2 separate regions of the Homo sapiens genome follow, and region 2 is linked to region 1. The links are chromatin contacts, found by Hi-C or POLR2A ChIA-PET in ENCODE. All regions are on one chromosome and are shown on one strand. The core of a region is the stretch at or near the end of the contact, and the rest is flanking DNA. Distances in the headings are between cores, read along the strand shown.

What was found. A loop is a pair of places that touch in the nucleus more often than their neighbours do. ChIA-PET counts read pairs that join two places held with the same protein, here RNA polymerase II (POLR2A). Pooled maps may share reads with other maps.
Region 2: a loop to region 1 is called in a map of endothelial cell of umbilical vein, with 2.1 times the contacts of the local background. The contact joins two enhancer-like sites. A Hi-C loop is called at or near these places in 5 of 168 maps with a recorded cell type or tissue (CD4-positive, alpha-beta memory T cell, body of pancreas, endothelial cell of umbilical vein and 2 more) and 7 of 50 pooled maps. POLR2A ChIA-PET finds 5 or more read pairs at or near these places in 3 of 52 experiments (B cell, Caco-2 and activated T-cell).

Annotation. Positions count from the first base shown.
Region 1 is chr1:117,733,574-117,739,759 of GRCh38, reverse strand. No RefSeq gene overlaps it. Among named protein-coding and RNA genes, the nearest start is that of TENT5C, 130 kb to the right of the region's middle. Within about 2 kb of position 4,544, at least 9 of the 41 ENCODE cell types and tissues checked have a DNase peak (open chromatin) inside an H3K27ac peak, as active enhancers do.
Region 2 is chr1:117,669,756-117,676,067 of GRCh38, reverse strand. No RefSeq gene overlaps it. Among named protein-coding and RNA genes, the nearest start is that of TENT5C, 67 kb to the right of the region's middle. Within about 2 kb of position 3,832, at least 9 of the 41 ENCODE cell types and tissues checked have a DNase peak (open chromatin) inside an H3K27ac peak, as active enhancers do.

The sequences.
Region 1 (6,186 bases), core at 3,295-5,794:
GCTGAGCAGAACTGTTCTCTAGAAGGTTAACAAGACTTGTGTTCTAAAAGCAAATACTCTGAGCATCTACATGTGCCAGGTTATTGTCAAGGCACTGGAGGTGAGCCATGTATAAATCTTTGAAGGAAACCACAATCTGTTGTGGAAATAAATTTGCACAAAAATAAAACCAAAAAGGGATAGAGAGGAAAGCGGAAACACTGAATGAGAGTTGAGCTTGTAACTCCTGGTCCTGGGTTGCAAAAGTGGCCTCTGCTGTTGGAAATATCGAAGAAGGACCTAATTGGAAGAAAAAGAACAGAACAGATGGAGAGGCCACAGTTTTGTTTTGTTTTGTTTTGGTAATAGTGCTTTTTGCTAATTTTTTAATCAAATACATGAACATGCCTGAATGGTAAGGAGATATTTATAATGAAAAGCAACACACTGCCCACCTCTATTGATGCTTCCTAGAGATAACCACGTTTAACTCTTTTAACTGTTTATTCTGGATATACAATCTGCCTCTACCACTATTTCTTAATTTACCAATTTGGAGTCATACCCATTGACTTTCTGCTCTCCTGGATGAGATTTAAGTCTCTAGCTCCATCTTTGCCAATCTAGATCCTCCAATGTAGTTGTCAGTATTTTAAGTTCCTTGAATAAAGGAATGAAATAAAGTATTCATGACTTTATTTCTTTTCCATTCACCATGACAGTATTTTCCAATTCCGCATTGTTATAGACAGTCTGTGTCCTCCAAAAATACACATGTTGAAACCCTAATCCCCAATGTGACTGTATTTGGAGATAGGGCCTTTAAAAAGGTAATTGAGGTAAATGAGGTCATAAGAGTGGGAACATAATCCAATAGGACTGGTGTCCTTATAAGAAGAGGAAGAGACATCAAGAATGTGCATGTGCAAAAGAAAGGCCATGTAAGGACACAGTAAGAAGAGGGCCATGTGCAAGCCAAGGAGAGCAGCCTCAGGAGAAACCAACTCTGCAGACACCTTGACCTTCGACTTCCAGGCTCCAGAACTGTGGGAAATACATTTCTGTTCTTTAAGCAACCCTGTTTGTGGTATTTTGTTATGGTAGCCCTAGCAGACTAATATACCTACTTTGTAATATTAGAATCATTTATTTGCATTATAATAACTATATTTTTATTTTCCATAACTTCTTTCTGTTCCATGATTGTCCCTTTTTCATTTGATTCTGATCTTGTTTGCTGGCTTTGATATGTCTCAAAATCATTCGAAGAATAATAATTATAAGTTTTAAAAAGTTTTTTCTGCAACAAGGATTTCATTTTAAAGGAATAAAAAAAAGAACGGTAAGTAAATAAATGTTTTTCTTTTCTCCAGCTATTTTCTTGGTTTATTTTCATGTCTCTCTTTTCTATTGCAGGACTTCCTCAAATGTCTGGAGACCTTTAATTTACCCAAGAGAAATTACTGTTACAATTTGGGAAATTTCCTTTCTGCTTTTTCTTTACTAGTGTAACTTTATGTATAAAAATGATATAAAATATTGGTATGAACATCTGGGGCTCTAAAATGTTACAGATGTCAGTGACACACTCAGACCTCTCAGACACTCAGAATATTTCCCTTTGCCTTCTTAATGGAGAAAACAGTGATTCTATTAAACCTGCCTAAAAATAACTGAATATAACAAGAAAACTACAGAACAATATCCCTCATAAACATAAATGCAAAATTTCTAAACAAAATTTAAGCAAATCAAATTTAACAATAAGTTAAAATATAATGGATTATGACCAAGTGGAGTTTATCCTAAGAATGCAAACTTGGCTTAACATTAAAAAACCAATCAAGGTAGCTAACTGTATTATTAAATTAAATGTAAAAGGAAAACCATACGATCATCTCAATAGACATGGGAAAAGCATTAGACAAAAATTAATACCCGTTCAGGAAAAATATTATCAGCAATTTAGAGATGTAAAGGAAGTTCTAAACCTGATAAAGGGCATCTATGGAAAAAACAAAACCCTATGGCTTATATTTGCTATAGAAAGACTGGATACTTTTTCCCTAAGACAGTGAAAAAGGCAAGGATGTCCATTCCTACCACTTCTATTCAACATGATAGTGGAGGTCCCAGCCAATGCAATGAGGCAAGTAAAAGAAATAAAAGGCATACAGATTGGAGAAGAAGAAGTAAAGCCAGCAACATACGGAGACACTATCACTACAAAAAATTTAAAAAAGTAAATAGCCAGGCATGGTGGCATCCATGGGTGGTCCCAGCTACCTGGGAGGCTGAGGTAGGATCCCTTGAGCTCAAGAGGTCAAGGCTGCAGTGAGCTGTAATTGTGCTACTGTGCTCCAGCCTGGGTGACAGAGCAAGACCATGTCTTAAAGGAAAAAAAAAAAAAAGGAGAAAAAGAAGTAAAGCTAGATTTATTCACAGACAACATAACCATCTATGTTGGAAATCCTAAGTAATCTACAACAATGGTACTGTAAATGATAAATAAGCTTAGCAGGGTTGCAGAATATAATGCCAATATACATAAATCAATGGCATTTCTTTGTATTAGAAATAAGCAATTGATAAAGGAAATTTAAAACAATACCATTTACACTAGCATAAAAATATGAAATGCTTAGGGACTGATTTAACAATATGTGTACTCTGAAAACTACAAAATGTTGAAAAGAGACATTTAAAATACCTAAATAAATGGAGAGATATACCAGGCTCCTAGATTGAAAGAGCCTGCTATATCTCTCTCTTTATTTAAGTATTTTAAATAAATTCAATATTGTTAACATGTCAATTCACTGCAAATTGATCTACAGATTTAACATAATCTCAATCAAAATCCCATTAGGCTTCTTTTTTTGTAAAAATTAACGAGCTTATTATAAAATTTATATAAGAATACAAATGAGCTAGGATAACCAAAACAATTTTAAGAAGAGGGGAACAATATTGGAGGGCTTACATTCCTGATTCAAGATTTATTATAAAGCTACAGTCATCAAGACAATGTGGTATTGACATCAAGATATACAAATAGATCAATGGAATCCCATGGAGAATCCAGAAATACATCCAAATAAATATGGTCAACTGATTTTCAAAAAAATGCAAAGACAATTCAGTGGAGAAAGAATATCTCTTCAACAAATGGTGCTGAAACAATTGGATATCTACATAAAACAACAAATAACTTCAATCCACACCTCACACTATATTCAGAATTAATTCAAAAATTAACTCAAGATCTAGCTGATCTAAGTCTAAAAGATATAAATATATAATAAAGATCTAAATAATGTAAATTTAAATGATCCAAAAGATCTAAAGCTAAATCTAAAACTATGTAACTTCCAGAAGAAAATCTAGGGGAAAATCTTTGTGACACTGGATTAGACAAAGATTTCTTGGATACAACAACAAAGGAAACTGACTTTGTCAAAGTCAGTCAGGTCTGCTCTTCAAAAGACACTACTAAAAGAATAAAAAGCCACAGACTGGGAGAAAATATTTGAAAGTCACATACCTAATAAAGGACTTGTATCCAGATATAAAAGGAACTCTAAAACTCAATAATAAGAAAACAAAATTTTTAAAATAGGCAAAAGATTTGAACAAGTATTTTATCAAAAAAGATAATGGATAGCAAATAAGCACATAAAAAGATACTTTATTGCACACCATGAGGGGAAAGCAAATTAAAACCACAATAAGACACTACTATGTACCTATCAGAATGTTTAAAATTAAGAACACTGGCCATATCACGTGTTGGTAAAGACATGGAGGAACTGGAATTCTCACACATTGCTGGTGGGAATGTGAAATGGTACAGTCACTTTGGAAAACATTTTGGCTTTTTAAGAGTTAAACATATACTGACCACATGATCTACCCATTCCATTCCTAGGTATTTACCCTAGAGAAAGTCTACATAAAGGTTTATATGTGGATGTTCATAGCTTTATTTATAATAATCTTTAATAACCCCAAACTGGAAACAAATCTGGTATATTCCTAAAATGGGATACTCTTCAGCAATAAAAAGGAACAAACCATTGTGATACATTCAACAGCAGGAATGAATCTTAAAATAATTAGGCTAACTGAAAGAAGCCAGACAGAAAAGAGTACACACTGTGTGCTTCCATTCACATAAAATTCTAGAAAATGCAAAATAACACATAGTGACAGAAAGCAGATCAGTGGTTGTTTGAAATGTGAGGGTCAGGGTGGGTGAAAAGGAGGTATTACCAAGGGGAACAAGGAAATTTGTGGGTATTGGGGGCCTGGGGGATGAATATGTTCATTATTTTGATTATGGTGATGGTTTTGGTGATGTGTTCATGTGCTGAAACTCATCAAACAGGTATGTTTTATTATTACACCTCAACCAACTATTAAAAATACATAGCATTCCTAATGTTTTAAAATACAGGAAACAAAGAAAAGAATAAAAATAGCACGGACAAACTCCTAGCCTCTGTAGACACTAACTTTTATAAAGTAAACAGCACAAAATGAAAGTGAAAGAGGAATGCTGCTCGTCACATTGGCCCCTCCCTGTTTGAATTCCTCTCCTGAAAGGGAGTCACAGGAGCAAATTCTAATGTGAGACTCTGGTATGACTTTTAATGTCTTTTCACTGCTAGGAAATTTTATCAAATGAAAACAGGTCAAACATCCTTGGATGGCTTTTTAAAGAGAACTGGGCCATCCAAATCCTGTCTAAACATCTTTTAATATTCTAAATAGTCCAATAAAATAATTTGTTATTAGACTTCGAAGATTATTATAGCTAGTATATTAACTCTAGGTCAAATGTATGCAGAATTAAACTGCATCTTTACATGCCATATATATAGTTTTGTAGAATATCAAGCATCCCACCCTGTGTCATCAATGATTACAAAATATTTGCAGTCATTTTATAGCTCTCAAAGCAGAGTTGCATTATCTCATGTGAACAAAGAAATGTGGAATTTGGGGCCTCCAAGATATTGTTACTCCAGCAGGCTTAGGTTGAAGACAGGAAGGCACAGGGGGAAGGAAGCTTGAGCCAGGGTGGAGGATGAGCCTAACCTAGGTACAGTGGTCATCCTCTGAGAGAGAGGCAGGGAGGTCCAGAGATCGTGCAGTGAGGACACTATCACTGTGCTCACCAGCATGTTCATCCAAGGGGCAGGGCCTAGCACTCAGGCTTCCAGACAGCAGAAGGACCCGCAGCATGAAGGAAAGGAGGTCCTCTCCTTCATCAGTTGCCTTCTGGATGCTAGACATTTTGCTAGACACTCCAGAGCAAGCCTGGGGGCGGCTATGATGCCCTACACTTGACTGCTCAGGTGACTGAGGCTCAGAGGCAGAGTTAACTTTGAACAAATCAGGTCTACCTGATTCCAATACACAGGCCTTGCTCTAGGGGGACCAATTTGGGGTCTGGCTGGCTGCAACGCAGGAGAGGCAGAAAGACAAAGGGGTGCAGTGCTCACGTCAGAACCCCTGGGTGCTGGGTCTGCCGGCCCCAGTGGGCATCAGTGTGGGAGACACAAGGGTGAGAAAGAAGAGACCATAAACCCAGACACTGTCAGGCCTGGCCCAGGGACTGGCCCAGTGGGCTTATTTGGGGGATGCAGGGAAAAGAACAAGGGCAAGCAGGGTGAGGTTACCAAAATGGCCTTCAAGCTCCTCACTTGGTAAAGGAAGGAATGGGGATGAGCAGAGGTGAAGAGGACTTGCCCAGCACATGAGAGAACTGGGACCCTGAACTCGACATAACCTAAAAGGGTATGCTGAATAAACAGAAGGGATTGCTACTAACTGGCAGCATCAAATAGGCTTGTAACTGCAGACCTACTTATGTATTGAGTGACTAGTCTCATCAATGATTTTTCTTGCCCTTATCAATGGTTGGTTTGTTGCTGTGTCCTTGGCAAGAATATGTAGCCCATTTTTTTATTGGAAAAATGAGCAACTTTGCCTAGGTCAGTGGCTTCTAAAAACACTTTGAGCCCAAGAGCAGGACCTACCATTACCTGTGTCCCGAGCTCTCTGTACAGTGGAACTATGGAGGCTTGGTTTCTGCGACCTCCTTATACCTCAGTGTGAATCTGGGCCTTCTCTGCCCCTAGAGAACAGAACATTCTCCCTAGTTGATGGTGAGGAGAGGTCAAGGCCACGGGGAAGCAGCAG
Region 2 (6,312 bases), core at 2,583-5,082, 63 kb after region 1:
GGGAGCTGCTTGAACTGATTGCTCTGGCCTTGTCATTCCCTCCAGTGGAAGGGGACATCTTCCACAGGTTTGCAGACCCTCAGAGCTCAAGTCTTCAATAATTTGGCAGGGGTCTGGACATTTCTGACTGTCTTCCACTGTCCTAAGCTGGGCTAGATGTGTACCCTGGTACCTGGAACCCACAAAATCTGCCTTTGCTTTTGCTCTTGTAGGCAACTTTTCTCAACTGTATTCTGTATAATATTATGTGACATGCTTATGGATTTTCTCCCAAAATTATTTTTGCAATATATGTCAGAAAAACATTATGTGGGTACTTATGTTAAATATTTTTAAGAATGGTTATACCACACAGAAAATGCCATCCTCCTAGAAGACCTGATGGAATTTCTAGAGACAACCTGAGCACTGGTGGAGCATTTACCACCTCAGGTTATGTTGACAGTCAGCTTATGGTCAATGATTACTGATATAACTTATGTATCTTGCCTTCAAATATGAATGCCTATTTTCTATTTAGTCAATATTCATTGTATGGTGTACTTTGTTTTATTCCACAGATGTTTGTTTCCTATGGATCGGTGGCTTAAAGAAGGAAAATTTTACTTAAAAAGGAGAGCCATATGGTTCTCAACCTATCTGAATCAAATAAGCAAATAGACATAATACTTCAAAGGAAAGGTGAACAGTCATGGCCTTTGATTTCTAAAAAGAAAAAAAGAAAGAAAGAAAAAAATGGAGGAGAGCTGCTGTTGGCAAAACAATGGTTTTGGAACAGCCTAATCAGAATTATCACAAAACTATCGCAAACTTGTTTCACAGAGGCAAACATTGCCTCTTATCCTGGTTTTCCTTATTTGTGAAGTTGCCACACCCTCGTTGGCCACCTGGAGGTAGCCAGCAAATCTCCAACAGGTGGAATGGGTCCTCCTGGGCTGGGGAGGCCTGCAGGCAGAGCAGAGTACACCCCGGCAACACTCGAGGAGCAGCCAGAGTGGTCTTTCCACCAGCAAACCTTCCCAGAGGGTCTCCTATGCAAGTCGGTAGCTGGGCTGTTTCCTTTTGACTCCAAGTGGGCTGAGCCCCTCATAGTGGAGGGAACCCAAACCTAGGAACCTGGCATCCGCCCAGATAAGCTTTGTAGGGTAAAAAAGTGGGACTCCCGTGGTGGGTGCCACTGTCACTCAACAGCCCCGCATTTTCTAGAGTGTGAAGCAGCAAGTCCACCTCCAGACTAGACAGAGCATTGGTGCTGTGCCAGAAGGAAGGGAGACAAGCCCTTCTGAAAAGTGTTTTGGGAGTGTAGAAGGCTAGTGGGGTGATGTGGGCCTGTGGAGGGAGCTCGAGAGACAGCTGAAAGAAGTGAGAAATTGTCAGCTTCCTTTTCTTGTCTTGGCAGGATCTTATTGTCTGAAGCACACAAGACTCCCATCCTCTGGGAGGACTGCGGTTGCTGAAGGAGAAACTCAACCCTGGTCCTGGCACTGACCAGCATGCAGCCCAGATTGCCTGGTTAGCAGGGCTTCAGCTGCTTTCATTCTCTTAACAACTTGGGGGTAAGGTGGATGGGGAAGGTGCCATCATCATCCTAGTTATGCTGCTGAGTCTTAGGGCTGTTGGAAACTTGCTCAAAGTCACATAGCTCGTAAAAGGCAGCGTCAGAGTCTGAAGTTGGATCTTCTCACTTCAAAGTCCAGACTCTTTCCAATATTCATGCTGCCTTGCTCACACACCCTAAAGAAGCCTGCTGGGCACCCTCCATTCATCAAGGAGGTCACTTTTTACGAATTGCTTTGTAAACCCTGGCATCTTTTTGTGATCTGTGTGACTGTTGATATATCTGTATGCCAGATGAGCTCATGGAAGCTCAGAGAGGTTCAAGGACAGGGACAGAGTCACAGAGCAAAGTCAGGGCTCAATTCAAATGTGTTCACCTGTTCTCAAGAATCCTGAAGAACACTGTTGTCAGAGGGTAAAGGGTTTCACCAGCCTCTGCCTCCGTTTTGACTTATGTGACCCATCTCTATGTTTTGTGGGTCTAATTTCTGGAAGGTTGAAAGGAAAGCAAAGTCAGTTTGATACATAGGAGGCTGAAAAGGGACCCACAGTGGTAACAATGATCCCAACAGCTCACAAACCTAGGGAGGTTTCTCCTGGATGGTCTAAAGACCATGGCTGTCTGTGGAGGGAAGAGATGGGAATGACTGTCCAGCCCAAGATAGGGCCAAAAAAGAAAATCTTAAAATATTTTCATTTTCTTAAAGGTTAACACAAGCCCATCAGACCGACCAGTTTTATAAAGAAAGTGGTCAAGCAGATAGTTTCACAATTTTTTTTTTTTAGCAGGACAAAAGAGACTTAATAAAGCAACAGTGATTCACTAAAAGAACCCCAAAAGGAGGTGAGTCATAACATTATATCCATAGCTGTGGGGTAACATACAAAGTAATCCCTTGAGCACTGGGTTTAGCATCGGAAGATAAGGACTGTGTGATCTTGTGTGAGTCACTTAACCTCTCTGAGCCTCAGGGTCCTCCTCCATAGACACTGTCCCCTCTTCAGAGAGTGATGGTGATGAGCACATGGACACACTCTGTGCTCCAGAGGAAAAGGTGAGTGCCATTGCAAACCATCCTAAACACTTTGTTCATGCCATCATTATAGCACTTCGTGCATTGCAGTGTAATTGTCTGTTTATTTCACTGAGTGTCTCCTCCCAATGAGGGACCCTACCATCTGCCACATTGTGGTGTTCAATGAATGTTTTTGGAATGAATGAATAAACGAATGAATAATCAAATGAATTAACAAATCTGAAAAGCATGATGCAGACTTCAGCATTTTTTTTTAACACAGATATACATGTGGGTCACAATGCAAGGAACTTTTTCCAAGCTTCTGGTCATACCCAGAAACATAAAAGCATGGAATATTCAAGACGCAATCAGAGGTGGCACAGAGTATGGAACACGCTTTCCTGCTGCTTTGGCACAAGCTTCACCCTAGTGAGGCTCAGTTGCCCTTCAAACATTGCCCCAGTGCTCCGTTCGCCGGCTATCTCAGACATACTGATGCACACTGGAGTGCCAGCAGTTGCCATTCCCGAGCTGGCTGAGGCCTGCGGTCCTGCCTCTCTATCCTGTCTCACAGATGGGAAAACCAGGGCCCTGGCAGGTGCAATGGCTTGGCCCAGCGATGGCTCAGGGTGCCCGACAACACACGCAGAACTCTCTCCATCCCAGCCCTGCTTCTCAGAGGGTACAAGGCAGTGAGCTAGGGGTACGAGAAGCCCTCAAGAGCCCGAAAATCAGGAATTATACAGATGATGCAGTAGAATGCAGGATTCACATTAATTCAGTAAACATTTACTGAGCGTCCATCATGTGACAGGCACTGGATTTTTAAGTTAAAATATGGGGGTTCACAACAATTTGCTGTTTGGGCCAGGCCACTCCAGAATAGGCCCCCATACCCAGGTTTTGTAACCATTCTGCTCTAGGGGAGGGATCTGAGCGGGGCTGCCCACCAGCCTGCTGACCACCTTGCCCATGTTCTCTCTATTCTGAGGGCTTCCTGCTCTGGTCTCCAGACCTCATTCTTGAAGAGTCACTCCTATCCTTCTCAGGTCTCTGCTGTTCTGCCTCCCGCCTCTGTGGCTGCAGCATCCAGGACCTTCTGCTTACTCAGGCCAAGGAGACAGTGCAGAGAGAGAAGGGAGATCTCTGTGACCCTGCACCAGGGCCAGCCTCTGCACTTCCCTTCTGCCTGGCAGCTGCCCAAGACTTTGACCCAAAGGCTCCCCCTCCACCCCATTGTTCTGTAGCCCTTGGAAGCCCATGGCACAGAGCTGAGCGGCAGGGGGCACCCCTGTGCGTCATTGTGCTCCAAGCAAAGACAATTTCCTAGGGAAGGCTGGAAGACAGACAGAGCCAAGCAAGCCCTTCTGTCCAGACAGAGCAGAAAATAGAAACTGCCAGGAGAGGAACCAGACACAGAGGCAGGGTGGAGCAAGAGGAATTGTCTGGAGACTCCTCTTCTTGGCTAATTGCTTTGAGTCTACACGTGGTTCAAGGCTGGACATATGGCCAAGCTGGGAGGGGCCTCAGTGACCATCCGGTCCACGCCTTCATGTCACAGATTGGGAGGCCATGGACCAGATAGGGGAGGGGATCTGCCCAAAGCTGCACAGCAAGTTACACAGGGCAGGACTAGAACCCACTGGGCCCAGGCTCTGGTGTGTATTTGGGCTGGCTGTCCTGGTGTCTGAGAGCACAGTCTTCCCCTCCCTATATTCTCCTCACTGCTCACCCTGCTCTCTGCCACTGCTGGAAAAGCAGCATTTCAGAAGGCATTTTAGAAATCTAGACCCAGTTGGTCCTGATCCACTCATGTGTCAGAACCCAGAGTTCAACCACTGTTGGGAGGTTTCAGCACGCAATTCTGTGAATCCTAACCCTGGGCCCAGGGCGTTCGGCCTGAGGTGTGACCTGTCTCTGACTGTTCCAGGAGATTTCTCCTGGTCAGGGGGACCTGAGATATAACCAGAGCACACTGAGGCATGAGGTGCCGTGGCAGCATCGTGCAGCGCCGTGTGGGCAAAGCATTGAGGAAGGCTCTCAGGCCAGCAGAGCTTTCTGAAAGGGACTTTGCCTTGGACTCTGATTTAAAGCCTCTCCTCCTGGACCAGTATTATAACAACCATCCATTCCTGTTCTTCGGGTTTGATGAGAATGGAAGAAAAAGAATGAAGGGAGAGAAGTGAAAGTCTCTGGGTTTTCATTGCCGCTGTGTCGTTTATGAGCTACGTGACCCTGGGCCAGTCCCTTCCCCCTCTGGCTTCTTTTTCCTCATTTGTTAAATGAAAGGGTGGTCCGAATGACTCTGCTGATCCTTCCCTTCCTGAGACTCTCTGACTCACGGGAACTCGAGAAAGTCCTGCCCCACACCCAAAGGCCCAAGACTTTCCCTTTGAGTGGCTTCCCTCTGTGGCATTGATCTCAGAATATTTAACCACAGGAGTCCTTGCCCCTTGAGTGTGGAGCTGAAGGATGAGCGCCACTTAACAGAGCAGGAAAACCATCCTATAAAGAGAAACAGGAGAGACTCCTTACTTTTTACCTACTCTCATCATTTCAAAAAGAGCACGCAGCTCCTGGTGGCACCAAGATACCGAAACTAAACCAGCGTTATCTGTGGGGCATAAGATTTATTTTTATTGTATATCAAGGGCTTCAGAAAAGAAACAACTTAGCTTTTTGATACTGAGGAAATTCTGTATCTAATTGTAGGTGCTATTTTCCCCTCATTCTTATCAGTGAAACTCTTTTTGGTACACAGAGTATAAGTTGCACTTTGATGCAGACATGTTCTTCCTATCCATGCTTCATTGCACTGAATGCATCTCACACTGCCCTTGGCCAGGAGCCCTTGTGCAGGGCACAGCCTGCATCACTGTCTATGGCAGCCCTGGTTCGTAGGGTGGCCTGTCTCATGCTTTCTTTAAACAAAAGTCTAACTTCCCTTTTCTTACATCTTGGCCCTGGTAGCTGAGACAGAAAACTTTAAGAGTTTAATTCCTAGCTAGGCGTGGTGGCTCACGCCTGTAATCCCAGCACTTTGGGAGGCCGAGGCAGACGGATCACCTGAGGTCAAGAGGTTGAGACCAGCCTGATCAATATGGTGAAACCCTGTCTCTACTAAAAATACAGAAATCAGCTGAGTGTGGTGGCGCATGCCTGTAGTCCCAACTACTCGGGAGGCTGAGACAGGAGAATTGCTTGAACCTGGGAGGTGGAGCTTGCAGTGAGCTGTGATCACACCACTGCACTCCAGCATGGGCGACAGAACAAGACTCCATCTTAAAAAAAAAAAAAAGAGTTTAATTCCTCAGTTTAAGTGGCTCATTTAAGATGCATGGTCATCCTCTGCCCACCCACCATCAGAGGCAGAAAAGAAATAGTCTTTGCAAAGAACACGACCACATCCACAGAAAAGCAGCTCTTTCTGTAATGCCTGGACTTACCTAGATCTGAAACCTCTTTTCCTTCTTTCCCTCTACCTCTATCCTGAGCACCATGTATCAGTCAGCTTCTGCTGCAAAGTTCCCAGGTGAAAAGTCATCTGTACCTCAATGACATACAATAATAAACTTTACCACTTCTGTGCTTCGGGTCAGTCAGGCAGCTTTGCTGATTTGGGCTGGACACATCACGTGTGAGGGGCTGCGGGCTGTTGGCTGATCTAGGCCACCCTTGGCAGAGGCAGCTGGGGAGATCGCGCACTGCTCCCTGGTCTCTCACCTCCAACAGGCTG